Regions from separate parts of the Mus musculus genome. Here region 2 is linked to region 1. Evidence: chromatin loops called from intact Hi-C (ENCODE). Cell type or tissue: left cerebral cortex. All regions are shown on one strand. Links, peaks and the distances in the headings refer to the core of each region. The heading gives the core; the rest is flanking DNA.

Region 1 (5,359 bases), core at 161-5,160:
ATCTAGCACCAAGCAAGACAGGAAGCTCACAATTGCCTGCAACTCTGGCTTCAAAGGATCTGACGCCCTCTGGTGGACTCCATGGGTACTGCACTTACAGGCGCATAACCCTTGCCCTAGCCTCAGATGCACATAATTAAAAACAAACAAACACACACACACACACACACACACACACACACACACACACACACACACACACACACACAAACAAACTACTTCAGAACAGCAACAAGAACTATACCACAACTAATAGAATGTCCAACATCACTCAGTGCCTGCCAGGGCAATATCCCCTCTTCCAAGATGTGTACCATGCCTCTGAAAGACACTTGGGTGTTTGCTTCCCTCCCCACCCCCCTTTTCTTGACAGGGTCTCAGTATGTAGCTCTGGATGGCCTGGAACTTGCTATGTAGTTCAGGCTGGCTCCAGACTCACAGAGATCTGTTTGCGTCTGCCTCCTGAGTGCTGGGATTAAAGGTGTGTGCTATCATTCCTGGCTTGAGTGGTTTCTTTCAAAAGTAAACAAAAATATATACGTAGCCAGACTTGGTGGCTCATGTCTGTAATGTTATCACTTGGGAAGCTGGGGCAGGAGAGTGGCTACAAGTTTCAACCCACCTTGGGCTACATAATAAGAGCCTATCTAAAAAAGCCAGGCGTGCGCGCGTGAGAGCACGCACACACATACACACACACCCCTCTACCCATATCACATTCTTGGCATTATTTTCAGGAACCCTTTTGGCTCCAGATAACATCAGCCAATCTTTAGCAAATCAGAGATGTGTACAGAATTTGATTACCAGGATACTTGTAATGAGATTTCTCATATTAGCAAAAATTTAGAAATAATAATGAAAAGAATGCAGTCACTGTGAACTGGTAAACTGTTTCCCTCAGACAGTGGACTCTAAGCAATCCAGTAATTGAGTTGATGCAAACATATTTATTGACATGGCACAGGGGGCACAGTAGGTCCGCAAGGGAAAAGGATTAGAGACTAGAGTGTGTCTGGCTTCTTTAATGGAACTCAAATATCATTACTGATGGTGTCAAATTAAGGGGAATGGTTAACTGTACATGGGTTTTTCTGCTAGTCTTTTTTTTCTTGATCTGAATTTTCCTCTTGCAATGTAATAAATTCATTACATGGTAAAAGTATAAAAAGTATTTATTAATATTAATAATGTCTCAAAGTGGATTGTTCGTGTCCTGTCTAGATTTGGATCCAGATACCAAATAGATTCTTTGAGAATGGCGGGCAGCCTGCAGCTGTCTGGGCCTCACCCCTGGGGCCTGGCTTTGTCTTGACAGCACATTGCTTGGGATTTGAGCGTCCAATACTTAAATGTGAGCCGTTGGCTTCTCCCTTTCTAGTCTGCTCAGGGGACCCCGTTGTACTTTGTAGTTAGAATATCCTGTTTCTGGGAGAATATCAGAACCACTGGGCGGCTTTAAAAATACTGAGCATTGTGTCCCCTACCCCTATGTAATCTTGAGGCTGCAGATGGCAGCAGGGGCTGCCACTGCCCAAGGAGTGCAGGCTGGGAGCAGAGACAAAGGGCTGGCCTTGGGCAAATCTGTGAGCTCCAGGTTCAGTGAGAGACTCTTGGTGATTGATAGAGAAGAGATACTTGATGTCTGCCTCTTGCCTGTGCGTGTGCACACACACACACACACACACACACACACACACACACGCACACACACACATGTACACACACATGCACACACCTGTACACACATATGCACATACACACATGCATGCACATATGCACATACATGTATACATATGTACATGCAGGCACACAAATGCACGCATACACACAAGCAATGGAAACAGCTGCTGACATAACATAGTGGCTATTTGGGAGTTTTTCAACTAGCAGAACATAGTTGAGAACTAGAGAAAGGACACTAGTATGTCATCGAGACTGTGACTCAGGGGATGGCTTCTCTCTGAGGGCACTTTCACAATTGCTCTATTAATTTTTTTTTTTTTCTTTTAGAGAAAAATCTGATAAAGCCAGGATCCTGAAGTCAGTCTGCCAACATTCTGACTACCTCTGTGTGATTTCAGGGCTCATGTTTGTCCCTGCTGGCATGTTACAACGCCCCAAAGGTCAATGTTGAACACTTCATGAAGCGTTTCTCAGCCTGGGCAGGCCTGGAGTCCTGCAATCCTGGTTCCTCAGAACTCTATTATACTGATTGGCAGACTGTCCTCTGTCTAGTGACCACCAGGTGGCGCCCCAGGACACCACTGTGAGGCTTAGGGAGGCCATGTCTGCTGGAGGCAGGAGTGCCCGCCCCTCGTGGCCTCTTGGCCTCTGTGGCAATTGTGGGACAGTGTTACTACTCATTAGCTAGACAGCAACATGCTGGAATCTTCTGAAGGAGCAGTTATGCTGACTCCCAGCCTCTGGAGCTCTCCGGAGAGCACAAAGGGACACAACACACCCCTCCGTCTTGCGGCTCCCAGATCTTCTTATGGTTTGGGAGTACCCTGGGCGTCCTTGTTTGAGGTTGGGTCTGTGGAGCTTTGGTCCACAGACGCCCAGGCGAGACACTTGCTTTAGACCCACACTGAGCTCTTGGTCCTGGCTTTCCCACAGGGGCAGGAGGTAACTTCTGTTTAAGCTTTTCCTTTACATGCCCTCTGACGGGGTCATCCCCTGTCCTGTCTTAGCCCCGTGATCACCTCTGTGTCTTCTTGCCCAGACAGCTCCACTATGAATATTAAAATAAGACCTGAAGACCTTACAATAGGAGCTTAAACTAATTCATTCACACGAGGTTAGTTAGGGGGTTTAAAAAGTGGGGAGCACGCGGCAGGGGTCTTCTACCTCTTTATCCTAAACACCCTTTTCCCTTCCCTCTTCGTCTCCCTCCTCTCTTGCTGCCCCTTTTCTTCCTGTCTAGTATATGTGCACAATATGTGTATGGTGAAGTGCATATCTGCGTGCTAAGCGTGTGAGGCCAGAGGAGGATGCCAGGCGTCCTGTCTGTAATTTCTTTCCGTACTCGTAGACAGTGTCTCTCATTGAACCTCAGAAGTCTGGGGCAAGCTCCATCCCTCCTGTCTCTGCCTCTCCACACAGCTAGGGTTAGAGGTATTTATGCAGCTGTGCCCTGCTTTGGAATATGGGGATTTGAACTCGGGTCCTCGTGGTTAACACATAGGTGTTCTTAGCTCTGAGTCATCCCCCCACCCCTGAGTCCTCCTCCTTGCTCTATTTCTCTGTCTACCATCTCCTGCCTCAGGACTCTGCATCAACACGGTTCACACAGCATGGTCCTTAGGCACCAAGCCTCTTCTCCATCTCGCCCTGTATCCAGCTCTGGACATAGCCCCCCAGGTGAGGCCTTACAGACGGCATCAACTCCCCGATGCTGCCATCCTGTCTTATAAGCGTCCCTTCCCACTTTGCATGGAGTACCTGACAGTCACTCTGGGATCGTGGGTCACTCCACACACCATGGAGGCCTGGGTGCCCTTGATGACACTCTGGTCCTGGGGTGGCTTAGTGATGCGTGTCCGGGCTGTAAGACAGGGATATGTTTAGTGAACAGGGAGGTTGGGCTGACACCATAGTTGGCGGGGGAGGGACACGCTGGAGCTGCACATCTGGATGCTGGGAGATGTTGAGCGATGACCTCATATGTTGACAGGTTTATGTCACAAAAAAGTCCCAGGAGAGTGGAAAGGACAAACTGTCCCAGGGACACTGTGATTCTCTGAAGCCACAAACACGGTGTGGACTCGGTGCCATAGAAAGAATGAAAATTGCAAACTGAGAGTGACCAGAGCCACCAGGCCAGCTTCCTGGTGACAGGCAACTACTCACTCGAGGCCCTAGGGCTCAGCCTGGAGAGGTATGTCCATAAACCTGCATGTCTGGGGTGCACACCTCAAGTGGAAAAGGCTTGAGAGATCTGCTGGCTTCTCTCCAGGCTGATAATGGTGGGTGGCATACTGAACAGACAAGCTCACCTCAATGGGCCTCACCACCATGCCACTAATGTCTTGGCTGCTTTCTCAGCAGCACAAGGGTAGGAGAGGGACCCTGATGGACACTGTCTAGCCCGCAGAGCCAAAAATATTTACTCTCTGGCCCTGTGTTGATTCTGCCCTAAAATACATAAGACAGCTTTTTTATAGTTCTCTGGACTCAGCTGAGCATGGCATGACCTCTCCATCCAGTGGCCTTGCTGGCAGGGCCACCTCCTCCTGGTTCCTGGCTTCTGAGTTAATTTGTCATCATCCCTGTGACAGGAAGAGCCTTGGTTGTGTCAGCAACACAGTATGGGAGTACAGATGCTGGCGACCCACCCCTACGGATGGTCACTCACCCCACACCACCAGGTCTGCTGACGCCTCGTCTACTCCCCGAGAGTTGGTGGCCAAACAAGTGTAGGTGCCGGCGTCCGAGATGTGGGTTGGGCTAATGAGCAGGCTGCCAGATTCCAGCAGTGTGAATCGAGGCAGCTGGACAGAGCCACTGGCCAAGATGCGCTCCCCTGAGGTGACATAGGGTTTTATGGGTTATCAGATGAAACCTTGATGCTGGCCCTAAATGCTCCAGCATTGGAAGGTCTCAGCCGCCCACCCATCTCTGGACATGTTAAATGAGTTAAGTGTTAAGTGACAGGCTGAGCTGGGACTTGGTGACAGGCTGGGGCTCACAGGCTCACAGGGCAGCAGTACCCTTTCTATCATCCTTTCTGCCATGCCTCCACCCACCGCCATGTCTGTCCTTCACCCGATGAGGCCACAATCTGTCTGCTGTGGCTGCTTGCAGCCAGCTAGCCATGGCCTGGGGGCAGATGCACTTGGGCTGGGGAGAGGAGGCAGGACACAAGCTGACAAGGTGATGAGGGGTACCTCAGCACAGGACAGGATGCTTCTGGAGAGAGTCACCTTCAGGGAAGCTGAGGAGGTGATGGATGGATATAGGGTGTGGCGGGGCAGTGCAGGGGAGGCGTGACACAGAGAGAGATATACACAGGTAGATCGGTAGACAGACAGGCAGATGGATAAAGATTCTACCAGGTTGGGACAGATAGACCTCTTACAGTGGGACATAGGGGGTCTTGGGTCTGGCCTGGGAGACACAGAGACAGAGACAGAGACAGAGAGAGCAGAGCAATGTGGATTGTGAAAGATGGGCGGCGGCACAGTGTCTAGCCTTTACAGCTGCACGTGGGGAGCTCAATCCTGCTCACTCCTGAACCTAGAGTGGAAGGCTTTCCTAGACTCTCACGTGACTACGCCCTCTGAAGGACCATCCCGCCTACCTTTTTGCCAAGTGATAGCAGGCCGTGGTGCCCCTGAGGTCTCACATGCTAGTACCA
Region 2 (5,359 bases), core at 304-5,303, 85 kb after region 1:
AGTTCACACACACACACACACACACACACACACACACCACTTAAAAAATAACATATTTTTTTAAAAATCTAAAACCAAGCCAAAACACAAAAGTCTGGACAATGGGAGAAAGACTACCCTAGCTATTAAAGTGTAAGCAGAACTGCACCCACTCAAACAGTGTGGTCTTTATGCTAAGTTTGATGAAAGGGTGGTCTCAGATTCTAGAAATAAACCCAAATACATAATAAGGACTTTCAACGTATGAGGAGTGCTGAATTCCAAATCAAGGCAGAGGTGAGGGGTGGGGAGGAGCAATTATTTAGCATACGGCTTTGGAACAGCCAGAGAGCCATGTGGGAATAAAATATAAAATTGAATATCCTTCCTCACACTTTACCTCAAAATAAATGCTGGAGAGATTGATGTTTTAAACATGAAAATGAAATTCTAAAAGAACTAGGCAGGGGGTGGGGTGGGGGAATGGATGAAATCACAAAAATTTAAAAATACACAATGCTGGTGGATTTAAGTTCCTGCCAAGTACTTTCTAAGTACCACGAGAGCTCCAGACGGTCAGGAGACAGACGATGCCTTCAACTCCATGAAAAATTCTTTAGAGGGAAGAGAAAACCCACACACCAAAAGCTGCAGCACACGACAGACCGGGGGAAGATATTCTCGACACTTAACGCAGAAAAGATCTAAGTGTCCTGAGGAAAAAATGCTCCCAGCCGCCAGGTACAGTATCACAACACCTTTCTTCCCAGCACTTGGGAAGCAGAGGCAGATAGATGGATCTCCAGAAGTTCAAGGCCAGCCTGGTCTACGGACTGAGTTCAATCCATCCAAGGCTACATAGTGAGACCCTGCCTCGAAAAACTTGTTTTTGAGAATCTGTAAGATTGCACGAGCAGGAGAACCGGGGAGAGGGTGTGAATGGTCCAGAGGGGAGATGGAAAAAGTGTGGGGATGTTTGAGCTCATGAGCCACATTAACTGAGTCACAGCAGTAACCTCTTTTCCTCACTGGCCAAAGTGTGAGAGTGAGGGTCCAGTGGGCTGGTGTGCAGGGAACAGGTGCCCAGAGAGGCACACCCCTCGTGGGGCTGGGGCCTGGTATGCCATCTCTGGAGTCACAGCCCTCCCATCCCTCCAGCTTTCCAAAGGCAGCACCTCTGTCCCCGCCACTTACGCATATGTGAGAGGGCCGTGTCTCAGAGCTGGGACACAGAGTTTGAAACGCCTGCGTTGTTGATGCAGAGGGCACCTCGGTACAAGAATGAGCGTAACTCCAGCACGAGGCTTCTCCATAAAAGGTAACCCCAGACCAACCTTTGAAAGCCCCTATTGAGTAACAAGTGTCGCTTACAGAATCTGCTATCGCTTGTATAGAAGTTGTCAGAATCTTATTTACTTGCAGTCAGGGTTTCATGTAGCTCAAGCTGGCCTCAAATTCATTCTGTTGCCCTGGGTGAACTTCTGATCTCTCTGCCTCCACCTCCACAGTGCCATCGTGCCATGCCAGGTTGATTTGGTACCAGGGACCAAGGGCTTTGTGCCTAGCAGACAAGCAACCAACTAATTGGGCTCCAACTTCCAAGCCCCTTGTGTATAAAAATGTACTTGCTGTATAACTATAGGCTTTTTCTAGGGAGTGAAGCATTTGGGAAAACTGATTAGTGGGTGTGTATCTCGTGTGCCTGTGCACGTACATGTGTGTGCACACATGTGCTATTCCTTCACTCTCCCCCCCCCCCCACCCGACCCCCACTCTATCATTTCTATGCTGTAGATCCTGGCACATGGTGTTTACCTGTGACCAGATGCACGCATCCACAGGCATCCATGGGTGTATAGGTGCAGTGAGAGCGGTTGTGGGTGAGCCACACTGAGGACAGGGGAAGGACTGGGGACAGAAGAAGGCCCTCTGTGTGTGATTCCAGGGTGTCACACAGCTGGAGGCATCCCTGTTCTTGAGCTCTGTGAATGACCCCCTGCCTGCAGAATTCTGGCAAGAGGTCTTAATGCTAACTTCCTTCTCATTTCCCTTAACAGGTCAGGAGGCCCCGACTGCCATTTCCTTTTGACATTGTCACTAAATACCCTCATTGTCACCCTTAGATGCTAGGCTGAAAGCTAAATAGCTCCATACAGAAGCTAATCTCAATTTAAACTGCCTCCTTCCTTTATCCCCGCTCTGCAACATAATATCATCTTTCACCTGATTGGCCAGGCTCCCTCTGCCTCATCTTTCAGGGCTGTCTACTTCCTAGCTTGGCCTGGGAACCACACAGCTCCCCTGGAGCCATTCCCGCTGGGAATACTGGCAGAGGGGAAACAGGGGTGAAGGCCTCTGCCAGGCTCCTAATTGGCCAAGGACACCCCTCTGCCCTTTAGAGCAAGTTTCAAAAGCCACTGAACAGAGACAAATTCCCTTTCAGACCTGAATGCCCTCAGCTCCTTCTCCCTTCCGGCCTCCTAATAGGAGCTCAGGCTAGCCAGCCTGTAGTGCCTAGGAATGGATAGGAAGCTGTGGCTCTGAGACACACTTTTCTCTTCTGAATCTCTCCGTCAGTCACGTCTTTCCTGGACTGACCTCCAATGGCCTCCGGAGGGCTGCTGGGCTTGAAGTCTGTACACTTGAGGCAGGGCTGGTGAGTTCTGGGGGAGAGTTCCAGGTCAGAAACAGAGCAAAGGCGCAGGGTCCCTTAAGCCTCTCCTCCTCCCAGACTCTACAGTTTTATGTTAGCTCAGGTCTGTCATAGAGGCAGGCTAGGTTTGCATAAGTCTGTATGGGGCCTTCCCACAGTGCCTGTAGCTCTACAGGTCTGTTGTGAATGGAAGCTCAGATATTTACATGTGGAGTGGGGAGGGCTAGTACCAAGTCTAGGCTCTATCTGAACCCAGGACCAGGAATATCATAGCCCAAGAGGAGGCTGCCAGGGCTCTGCCAGCAGAGCGTTTTGGGGTACACAGAGCCTAGGATGCTCAGCAGGTATTCTCTGCTTGGGACCCAGACTCCCAGCTGTTTGTCTCTCTTCCACTTCCACATCTGGTACACCTACCTGCCTGCTCCTATCCCACCCGAGCCAGGGCCTTGAACACCCTAGGTCCCCCCACCCTCTTGATGCACTCCCATAAATGAGATGCTAATCAATGCCCCTCCCTTGCCTCCTGGCAGATGCCTGGTCCCACTTGGCCTGTTGCCGCCTGCATGCCAAGTACTTCATTAGCCAGGAAAGAAGGCTTTTGCCCTCCTTAATCTAATCCTTGCCAGTGACCTTCAGGAGCCAGCACCTTCTGACGCTGGGAGCCTGGGAGGGTGCAACAATCAATTCCGCCCGCAGCCTCCACAGCTGCAGCCGGATGAATTTCTCGCTCAGAAAAGCGTGTTCATAAGCATCTAATGGAACGGATCATCAATTTGTTTGAATACACATCTAATCTGATTAGGGGGGCCTGGCCACGAGGGCAGCCAGCGTAACCTAGCCTCAACACAGCCCCGGGGAATTGTAAGTGGGGTGGCAGGGCTCCAGTTGGGGAAGGAGGAGTGTGAGCCTCAGCTCGTCACCCAGCAGGTTCCCTCCGGCCGGGCCCATTGTACAGCCGGCCAAAAGATGACACAGATTGAATAGTGAGAGTGCCAGCGGGTTAGGCTGACGGCGCTGGCTCCACAGGCCTACATGGCATTCTAGAGGAACCTTGTGAATGAATGACCAAGCCTGGCGGCACCGTGGTGCTCAGAGGATCCTAAGCCTCGGGCAGGGATAAAGTTGTTTCCAGGACAAGACTATTTGATGCTGTCCTGGGTTGGAAAGGGATACTCCTCTCTGCCCTGAATAACCCCTTCCAAGAACTTCAGAATGTGAATTTACTTGGAAACCCAGTCTTTGCTGGTGGGACCATTGACAACGAAGCCACACACTGGAGTAAAGCTAGCTCTGTGGGACGGGTGTCGCTAAAAGACGTTGTGGTACAGGCCTGATGACTCAGGCTTGCGTATTAATTAGTTTTCAGTTGCTGTGATGAAATACCATGACTAAACTCAACTTAGGCGTTTATTTTAGCTTCTGGTTCCAGAGGGGAAAAGTCTGTCATGGCAGGAAAAGCAAGGTAGGGGTACAGGGGGTGGGGTGGGAGGGAAGACAGACAGAGAGAGAGAGAGAGAGAGAGAGAGATACACACACAGAGACAGAGAGATACAGAGAGACAGAGACAGAGAGAGACAGACAGACAGAGATACACACACACATAGGGAGAGAGAGAAAGAGAGGGAGAGAGACAGAGACAGACAGACAGACAGACAGAAAGAGACAGACAGAGAGATACACACACATAGGGAGAGAGAGAGAGAGAGACAGACAGACAGACAGAAACAGACAGAGAGATACACACACAGGGGAAGAGAAAGTGAGAGAGACAGAGACAGAGACAGAGAGACACAGACACAGACACACACACATACAGACAGAGACAGAGAGACACAGACACACACACACACACACACACACACAGACACACACAGACACACACACACACACACAGAGAGAGAGAGAGAGAGAGAGAGAGAGAGAGAGAGAGAGAGAGAGAGAGAGAGAGAGAAGGAAGTAGGGAGAAGCTATAAATCCTTCAGGCCTGTCCCCAATGATGAACTTCCTCCCACAAGGCTCCACCCCCTAAAGGTTCCAAAATCTCCCCAAATAATGCCACTAACCGGGGGCCAAGTGGTCACATACACAAGCCTGTGGGAGCCACTTGTCTTTTAAACTCCAACAGCCTATGATGCCCATCAATCAGGAGGCTGAGACAAGAGGACAAAAAGTTCAAAGCTTGCCTGGGCAACTCAGCCAGACCCTGTCTCAATGGATGAATACAGGAATAAGTGGGCTAGGGATATAGTTCAGTGGTAGAGCACTGCCTGGGATGTGCAAGGCCTTAGGTCCAATCCCTAGTGCATATTAAATGGTTTTATGGTATTATCGTTTGCAGAAGAAATGCCACACCTAAGGGCTCATCTTCAAGGGCTTGCTTGGTTCCTGATGCAGGCACATCCAGGGATGGAGTTTGGGGAAGAGATTGGTTCATGAGGAATCTTCTCCAAGAGTGAGTTAGTCCATTGATAGATTCAGAATTTAACCAGGCTACCAGGATGCAGTGGAACTGTGGAAGTTGTGTCTTTGTTGAAGGGAGTGAGTCACAGGGCTTTTGAAAGACAGGCCTTGTCCCTGACTCCTTCTTTCTCATCTCTACCTTGCTTCTTGATCACCATGAGGGCAGCAGCTCAGATTGATCATGGGATGTCACCATGGTGTTCAGCCTTGTGCCCATTCCAGGGGAGCCAGGTAACCATGGAATGTAAATGAGGATGTGTTGAGCCA

What was found. Hi-C counts contacts between places; a loop is a spot of excess contacts. Peaks named below come from ENCODE experiments on the same cell type or tissue, not always from the same donor. Only the 100,000 strongest peaks of a DNase experiment are listed, where the experiment ranks them.
Region 2: a loop joins it to region 1, with 2.3 times the contacts of the local background. A loop is called at or near these places in 3 of 42 quality-filtered maps.

The regions. Positions count from the first base shown.
Region 1 is chr11:113,863,548-113,868,906 of GRCm38, forward strand. Sdk2 (sidekick cell adhesion molecule 2) reads right to left here. Exons shown (of 45, transcript NM_172800.3): 10 at 5,303-5,359; 11 at 4,358-4,525; 12 at 3,445-3,547. Among named protein-coding and RNA genes, the nearest start is that of Gm51930, 62 kb to the left of the region's middle. In left cerebral cortex, for the core only: a CTCF peak has its summit at 2,241 (motif pointing right); a DNase peak (open chromatin) is centred at 2,260.
Region 2 is chr11:113,948,280-113,953,638 of GRCm38, forward strand. The region is part of intron 1 of Sdk2 (sidekick cell adhesion molecule 2); the gene reads right to left. Among named protein-coding and RNA genes, the nearest start is that of Gm51929, 90 kb to the right of the region's middle. In left cerebral cortex, for the core only: no CTCF peak of the experiment used is centred there; DNase peaks (open chromatin) are centred at 562, 2,305, 3,481 and 3,900; H3K27ac peaks cover 435 bases.